2 separate regions of the Mus musculus genome follow, and region 1 is linked to region 2. A link is a contact called in ENCODE Hi-C or POLR2A ChIA-PET data. All regions are on one chromosome and are shown on one strand. Each heading gives the region's core, a stretch centred on a gene start or an enhancer-like site at or near the end of the contact. The rest is flanking DNA. Distances are from core to core; before and after follow the strand shown.

Region 1 (4,136 bases), core at 1,452-3,951, 40 kb before region 2:
AAGAATGTCACTAAGAACTGGCAGGAACTAGGGTGAGGGGACCTGACAGAAACACTTCAAGGGGCCAGAGAAAGCTCAGGGGATGACACTGAGGCTGCCACTCAAGAGAGTCTCCATGGAAGAGGGAAGAAAAACCTGGCAGGCGGTGGTGGCGCACGCCTTTAATCCCAGCACTTGGGAGGCTGAGGCAGACCTGGCTCGGAGTCTGATAGGGAATCTTTCCTTAGGAGAGAAGATCCTAGAAAGCCTCGCTCCCCAGTCAGGAGAGCACTTGGTTGGAACTCTGAGCATGGACTGGAGGCAGCTGAACCCACAGAGCAGCCAGCGAGCCCGACTGACTGTAAGTGAGGCAGCACTATTCCAGTCTGGGGTGGGGGAGGGGCCATGGGAGGAGATCAGAAACCCTGCAGAAAGGAAAGGCGCCATCTGTGATTGTCTGGTTGGAGGTTATGGTGAGCCCTGCTGGCTGCTTGCTAACTCGGGGGAAATGGAAGGAAGATGGGCTGTCACAAGACTTCTGTACATCGAGATTCTCAAGGCACCTGAGGGACACCTAAATCATCAGGCTACAGCTGAAAGAGGAGAGTGTTTCCACGACTGCCTGTACCATAAAATTACTTTGAATAATAACAGAGGTAGGCGTGGGCCTCGAGAGAAAAGCCAGACAAGGGTAAAACCCTGGGTCTGTGTGCTTGTGGAAGGACAGCCATGAAGATTGAAAAGGAGGAAGGAAAGAAGACAGAGATGGGAAATGTCCAAGCCACAGCAAGGCCAGGTGAGGGCCCAGGCTTCCTGCTTTGGGCCGTGAGGGAAGTGTGACCGGAGACTGATTCCTGACCACTGGTGGCCGCTTGCCCTTTCAGTTCGGGAAAGAGTTGGGAGGAATTTGCCACCTTGTCTCCCAGCTGTGAGTGGCCCCTGTGTGTGAGCCTGTGTTTGTTCTAAAGCATCTAGAGAGCCTGTGAAGTAAGCAGAGGGCCCCACCATTTTCCCCACGCATGTCAATAGCAAGCAAGAATCTGCACAAGATTGAAGAAGTGGCCTTCCTGCAGAGGCTGGTAGCTGTCCCTTTCGCCCTGGTGCTTGTAAGACCTTCAGTGTCTGTGGCCACTGGGGTGGGCGTACCTTCTGTTAGCCTTTCCATTGACTTGTTTTCTGCCTACTGATTTTGACTGTTCACCAGGAAGTGTGTGGCACTTGCTGTGTGTGTGTGTGTGTGTGTGTGTGTGTGTGTGTGTGTGTGTGTACCCACTCCACCGTAGAGGAGATTTAGAATCAAAGGTTGTATTAGTCAGGGTTCTCTAGAGTCACAGAACTGACGGGTCGTCTCTATATAGTAAGGGAATTTGTTGATGACTTACAGTCTGTAGTCCAACTCCCAACAGTGGTCAGCAGCAGCTGTGACAGGATCTAGCAGTTGCTCAGTCCCACAAGGCAAGCAGGAGAAGAAGAGAGAGAGTAAATCTTCCTTCTTACAATGCCCTTATGTAGGTCTCCAGCTGAAGGTGTGGCCCAGATTAAAGGTGTGTGGCACCATACCTTTAATCCCAGATGACCTTGAACTTGGAAATCTCTCTGTCTTAATCTTCTAGGATTCATAGCCACTATGCCTCAAGGTCTCCATGCCAAGATCCAGGTCAGAAACTTGTATCTCCCAGCCTCCAGATTAGGGTCACTGGTGAGCCTTCCAATTCTGGATTGTAGCTCATTCCAGTTATAGTCAAGTTGACAGCCAGGAATAGCCACTACAAAGGTCTTTAAAGTCAGGGGAAGTTGCAGTTTTAAGGGCTGGCAGCAACCACTTGGAAAGCACACTTTCTGTCTGGTCAGGGGCCAGTGATCAGCAGCAGGACCCTAAGGCATCCTGAAGCTAGGCTTTTACAGTGAAACATGGTCTTCACTATTCAGGAAGGCTCCCGTCCAACCAAGAATTATGATGGAGATGAGGTTGGAGAGGTGGCTCAGGGGATACACTGCGAGCCACACCAACAGGAGGACCTGAGCTCAGTACTCAGCATACACATAACATGCTTAGCATAGTAGCATGAGTGCTAGGAAGTCGGGGACAGAGGCTCCCCAGAGCTTGCTGGCCAGGGGACTAGCCAATCGATGCCCTCCACATTCAGTGAGAGACCCTGCCTCAAAAACCAAAATGGAGGGCTGGCGAGATGGCTCAGCGAGTAAGAACACTGACTGCTCTTCTGAAGGTTCTGAGTTCAAATCCCAGCAACCACATGGTGGTTCATAACCACCCGTAATGAGAGTTAATACCCTCTTCTGGTGTGTCTGAAGACTGCTACAGTGTACTTACATATTATAATAATAAATAAATCTTTGGGCCGGAGGGAGCAGAGGTCCTGAGTTTAATTCCCAGCAACCACATGATGGCTCACAACCATCTGTACAACTACAATGTACTCATATACATAAAATAAATAAATATTTTTTAAAAAAAGACTGCTGCAGGCAGTCACAGCTGCTCTGACGAAGGTGGTAAAGGCTGTTGTGCTGTGAGGACAACACCCTACAGGTCACTCTCAGCCTTCACGTGGACCTATCTGACATTTTTAAGCCCTGCCACCCAGCTCAAGAGCGCCTGCCTGTCTGTCTGTGGTTGCACAAAGTACCACAAAGCCTTCCTGGGTTCTTCCAGCCTAACTAGGATGCCAAGGCCACGCCTCTGGGAGTCAGCCAGGGCGGGGCTCCTGGACCTCCCTCAGCTTTCTGGGCACCCTGCCTATCACAGCTTCTAATATTATCACAGGTTCAGAAAATAAAGAGAAACGCTCTAGTGGCTTTGAAAACTGTTGTCCCCGGAGAGCAAACACCCAAACCGCTCCTTTTCCCACCTAGTAGAGACCTTCCTCAGAAGACGCATTCTCTTCCAGAGTTGCTTTCTGTTTCAAGGAGTGGGGATTCAGTTCATCACAGGAGGAAACATTCGGGCAGATCTTCAAATTCATGGCACACGTTCTGCACGCTCCTCCCAGGAAGACAGCAAGAACTGGTGGTCCCTTTGCTGGGTGTCGGAGCCTGTGGAGATAAGGCATCTGGCCCTGCCCAGCCAGCTAGAGATGTGTGAGGCCCAGAGAAGAGCCCAGTCAGGAGGCTTTGATCCTGGAGGCTTTTGTGCTCTGCCAATCCCCCCTGGGCTGGAAACATTGATCTTATGAAGTCTGCATGTGGATTTCAAAAGGAAAGGGAACAAGCAGGCCAGGTCTGCAATACGCGGCTGTTTAAATATGAATGATGAAGCGGGGAGGGTGGACGACCTTCAGCGTAGTGAACACACAGTTCATGTTTGGTCACCAAGGAGAGAGCTGAGCAGAGACGAGACTTTCCTGGTACACAGCAGTTCCGAGAAAACAAAACCACATTCATTATGTGTAGTGGGCTCGTTGGCCTGGCAAGCTCGGTGCCATCAGCCCGAAGCTCTGTTTTCTTTTCTTTTCTTTTCTTTTCTTTTTTTTAAATTTTAATTAGGTATTTTCTTCATTTACATTTCCAATGCTACCCCAAAAGTCCCCCATACCCTTCCCCCCATCCCTACCCCCCACCCCACTTCTTGGCCCTGGTGTTCCCCTATACTTAGGCATATAAAGTTTGCACGACCAATAGGCCTCTCTTTCCACTGATAGCCAACTAGGCCATCTTCTTATACACATGCAGCTAGAGACACGAGCTCCGAGGGGTACTGGTTAGTTCATATTGTTGTTCCACCTATAGGGTTGCAGACCCCTTTAGCTCCTTGGGTTCTTTCTCTAGCTCCTCCATTTTGCACAGGCAGATAATAAACAGGACCGGACGACTTCAGCTCATGCACGCACAGTTGAAGGAGTGAGCCTGGCGCGCGTGCTCTCGGGCTCCAGGTCCATCAAGTGACTTCTCTGTGTTACCAGAGCCCGTGCCATTTCTCCCCAGCTTATTTTATCTTATCAATAGCTTCACCCAGAATAATTTTTAACAAAAGAGCAAAAAAGAGCACCGTGTGGAAATAGCACCTAAGAAACAGATCGGAATTTACTCATGACACAGAAAATGGTCCTTTGCTATGGATACCACACAGAATTTGAGTGACTAAGAGGTTGGTAGGACGGTTCAGCTCATAAAGATGCTCACTACACAGAGCCTAATGT
Region 2 (4,508 bases), core at 558-3,057:
GTTGGCATAAAACTACTCAGCACAGGGATGGGGGAGCCAGCCTCTGAGGGCTGCACTGCCCAGACTCCTGTGTGCTGGCTTCTGCCAGGGCTAAGCCAGGAGAAGGCTGGGGTTTGCTCCAGTAGCCTGTCCTGCTGAGTGGCCTCCTGTAGTTACGGTGTCTCCTTTGGGCTCCAGTGCCTGCCACCTCCACCCCATGTCTGATGGTATCACCATCTCTTTTTCTCTGGGTCCCTTTTGTCCTATGGTGGCTCCTTGGTCCATTACATCCATATAGAAATTTTAAATTACCTCTCTGTAAACTGTTCGAAGGACACCTAAATCACAAATATGGATTGAAAAAGCAGTCAAAAACTAGAAGAAAAGGATGCTTATTAATTTTGAAAGCTAGAGCACATGTAAAAAATTTACTTAAGATTTTTTAGAATCTACTAGATTCTTCCAGAACATTAAAAAAAATATTTTGTTTTTGTTATGTGTGTTTGTGGTATGTACACGTGAGTACAGTGTATGTGGAGGCTGAAAGGGTAGGATTCCTGGAACTGGAGTTACAGGTGGTTGTGAACTACCCAGTGTGGGTGCTGAGAACTGAACTCAGGTCCTCTGCAAGAGCAGTATGTGCCTTTAACCTCTGAGCCATCTCTCCAAACCCGGAAAGAATCCTTTTAAAACTTTATTTAATTTTATGTTTTTAAAATTGACACTGAAGCCGGATGTGGTGGTGCATGCCTTTAATCTCAGCACTCTGGAGGCAAGGGAGGCAGATTTCTGAGTTTGAGGCCAGCCTGGTCTACAAAATGAGTTCCAGGATATCCAGGGCTATACAGAGAAACCCTGTCTTGAAAAACCAAAAATAAATAATAAATAAATAAAATAAATAAAATAAAATACTATTTCTACTTGGGATTTGAAGATATATATATGTGTGGGTACATGTATATGTGTATATGCACATATTATATATACTTATATATTGTATATAGTGAATGCATAATATATATGTGACTTATTAGAGTGACTTACAGGCTGTGGTCCAACAATGTCTGGATACCCACAGAAAGTCCAAAATCCAGTAGCTGCTCAGTCCATGAGGCTGGATGGCTCAGCTGCTCCTCAGTAGACGCTGGAATCCCAAAGAAGTAGACTCCAAAGCTCGTTCAGGAATGGATTTACCAGTGAGAGTGAAAGCAAGCAACCATAGAGAGGAGAGCTTCCTCCTTCCAGGTCCTTTGTGTAGGTGACCAGCAGAAGGTACGGCCCAGATTAAACATGGATCTAAAAGTGGGTCTTCCCAACTTCAACAAATTTAATTAAGAAAAGCGTCCTCATGGGCGTGTCCAGCCATTTGGCTTTTAGTTATTTCCAAATGTATCAAATTGACAAGCAAGGGCAGTGTGTGATTACCTGCATGTATATGTGTGCACTGTGTTTGTGTCTGGTGCCCACAGAGACTGGAAGACATTGGATCCAATGGAACTAGCTACAGATAGTTGTGAACTGTGAACCACCAAGTTGCTAGCTGCCAGTTGGTGCTGGGAACCGTACCTGGGTCCCCTAAAAGAGCAGTAAGTGCTCTTAACCCCTCAGCCAATCTCTCCAGCCTATTGTTTGACTTTTCAGCTGTCAGCTCCTTACACTCTCTTGCTTTCTCCATCGGCTAGACTTCAGGTTGTCACGTGAGGTCTGTGTAGTGTTGGGGACCCCTGGATAGAACTCAGGGACCCACAAGCTTAGATGGGAAAGTGACTCCACTCTCCCCTCCACTTGACCCCTGACGGTTTTCTGGCTCATACAGCAGGCAGCAGCAAAGCCCCTCTGCTATTAGCAGGGCCTGGCATTCTGACATGGGTATTTTTAGTTTACGGTGCAGCTGTCGCACAGTCTCCAAGTGTTGGTTATGTTCAATATTATTTCAGAGTTACTGGAGTTAGAAGATCTGTGGTTCAGATCATGTGATTTACTGTGTTAATAAAGTAGTGTGTGTGTGGGTATGTGTGTTTGCGTGTGCGTGTGCGTGCGCGAGCGCGAGTGCGTGCTAGAACGTGTGTGTCCCAAACTGGATTGTCAGTATTTGCTAGCTGGGTCATCTTATGCCTGGTTTTCTTAACCTCTTTGCACTTGAGAAGGACCTTAGCCTTCCGCAGCCACACATGCCCTATGGGCAGCTGTCCATCCTGAGGGCTGCGGGGCTGTGTCTGCTTATTTACTGCTGGGGCTGCAGCGTCAGGTGGGCAGGGCGCTGCGTTAATGAAATTCCTTGGTGTGGCGGCTTTGCCCAAGAGGTTCAGATCCCCTGAACTCTGCCTGCAGCCTCACCAGCCAGTGTGAGTGCCATCTGATGCTGGGCTTAGCCCTGCCTGCTGTGAGGTACACTATTGGGTCACGAAGCCTTCTGCTTGCAAGCACTGCTCTGCTAATCACGGGGCACTCCTGTCTTCTGAGGCCGTGGGGATGATTTTTCTGTCCCCGAGTTCTTGGCTTTGCTAAATAGGAAAGCAGACTTCTCGGAAGCTCTACAAGACTTGCAACTGGGCAGCAGTTTGGAGCCACAAAGAACCCGAGCAGAGGCTAAGCACACGTGAAGGCATATTTCAAAAGAAGTGTTGAGAGGCAGGGAGTGGCTGCGGGTGTGTATTAAGTTTCTAGAAAAAAATGTCAAAATAGCTCTACAAGAAAAACAACAAAGTGGGGATGGAGCAACACCGTGGGGCGGAGCAACACTGTGGGGGCGGAGCTCTGGATCAGCAGCAGCTACTCCCACTGTGCAGCCTGCTCTCCGCCACCCACCCATGCCCCTGCCCTTTGGCCCTGCGCTGCTGGCATGGCCTTTTGTCTGCATCTCTTTGTCTGCCACAGATTCCTCCGCCCAGTGCCATGGGGATTGGGGGCCAGCCAGATTCCTGGCCAAGGCTTTTGGAGAGACTTAGTCATGTTCAGAAAGGATTTTGCTTATTTTTTTCCAATTGTAAAAGGATGGTTGCTCTTTCCTGAAAAAAAAAAAATCTCACAAAATGTGAGGTTAAAAATAAGACAGTGCAGGCTGGAGAGATGGCTTAGTGGTTAAGAGCACTGGCTGTTCTTCCAGAGGTCCTGAGTTCAATTCCCAGCAACCACATGGTGGCTCACAACCATCTGCAATAGGATCCAATGCCCTCTTCTGGGGTGTCTGAAGACAACAACAGTGTACTCACATACATAAAATAAATAAATCTTTTTTTTAAATGTACAAAATTCTCAAAGGACTAATAAAAATATTTTTTAAAAATGTTCAAAAAATAATAAGACAGTGCTAGAGAGATGATAACTCAGCAGTTATGAGCACTGCTCTTCCAAAGGGAGGCCTATAAGCACCTGTAACTACAGCTCCATAGCATCTGACCCCTCTGACCTCTGTGGGCACCCACATTCACATGTACACACACATACATACATGCACACACATAATTAAAAATTAATAACTATTTAAAAAAATAGAAATAAGAGAGGAAAAAGACCCTCTGTGGTGATCTTAACTGCCTGTGGATGAATGCTCTTAGCCAGGTGGCTTCTGAAGTCACAGTGACTCTTCCCATGGGAGAAGCCTCAGGTCATATGTATGGACAAGGCCTTGGGAGGGCCTGGGCCACTTCTACACACCCTCCATTCTTAGTCACATGGGCTCAGAAATGGGGAGACCCCAGCCTCTTTATATTATAGGGTTGTTGGTTTCTTTTTTTTCCTTTTTAGAGGTGATTTTTAAAAAAGATTTATTTCTGCTTTGTGTACGTCTGTATACTATGTATGCATGCAGTGCCTGTGAAGGCCAGAAGAGGGCTTCAGACACTCCTAGAACTGGAATAACAGGTGGTTGTAAGCCACAGTGTGGGTGCTGGGAACTGAACCCAGGTCCTCTGCAAGAGCAGCTAGTGGCTGTTGGTGCTCTGGGTGGTCTGGTCTTTCCTCTCTCCTCTCCTCTCTTCTCCTTCTTTCCTTCTTTCCTTCTCTGCCTCTTCTTCCCCAACCCCCCCTTTTTGAGACAGGGTTTCTCTGGAACTGACTTTATAAACCAGGCTGGTCTTGAACTCAGAAACCAGCCTGCCTCTGCCTCCCGAGTGTTAGGATTAGATGTAGGTTCGTAGCTACTAAATACATAATTTTGCCTCGCTTCTTGGTATTACGTCCTCAGCATTTACATTCATGCGCTCCTGCTGAGTCTGTATTCTGCAAGCAGCTGTGTCATCTCATCGTGCCTCTCCACCCCCTCAGTGGTTTCTTTCCTCATTCCAAAGAGTTTCCCCTCTGTTTTCATTACGTGTGTGTGTGTGTGTGTGTGTGTGTGTGTGTGTGGTGTGTGTGATACAACTAAATATATTTTTACAGATGAGAGAAAGCATGTGATATTTAAGATATTTTATCTTGAACTCTCATGTCCTAAGCATTTTGCCATTTTAAATAGCATGACAGGGACACAACTCAGTGGTTGAGTTTCTTTGACAGACACATAACCTCGTGTTCTATCCCCAGCACTT

The links. Hi-C counts contacts between places; a loop is a spot of excess contacts on that map. ChIA-PET counts read pairs that join two places held with the same protein, here RNA polymerase II (POLR2A).
Region 1: a map of T-helper 2 cell shows a loop between it and region 2 (2.2-fold over the local background). The contact joins two enhancer-like sites. A Hi-C loop is called at or near these places in 2 of 37 maps with a recorded cell type or tissue (T-helper 2 cell and left cerebral cortex). POLR2A ChIA-PET finds 5 or more read pairs at or near these places in 1 of 5 experiments (Patski).

The regions. Positions count from the first base shown.
Region 1 is chr12:105,018,612-105,022,747 of GRCm38, reverse strand. It overlaps Gm46375 (a long non-coding RNA gene), which reads left to right. Exons shown (of 2, transcript XR_003950255.1): 1 at 1-340. Among named protein-coding and RNA genes, the nearest start is that of Gm46375, 6.1 kb to the left of the region's middle. Within about 2 kb of position 2,701, at least 2 of the 3 ENCODE cell types and tissues checked have a DNase peak (open chromatin) inside an H3K27ac peak, as active enhancers do.
Region 2 is chr12:104,976,859-104,981,366 of GRCm38, reverse strand. The region is part of intron 2 of Syne3 (spectrin repeat containing, nuclear envelope family member 3); the gene reads left to right. Among named protein-coding and RNA genes, the nearest start is that of Syne3, 20 kb to the left of the region's middle. Within about 2 kb of position 1,807, at least 1 of the 3 ENCODE cell types and tissues checked has a DNase peak (open chromatin) inside an H3K27ac peak, as active enhancers do.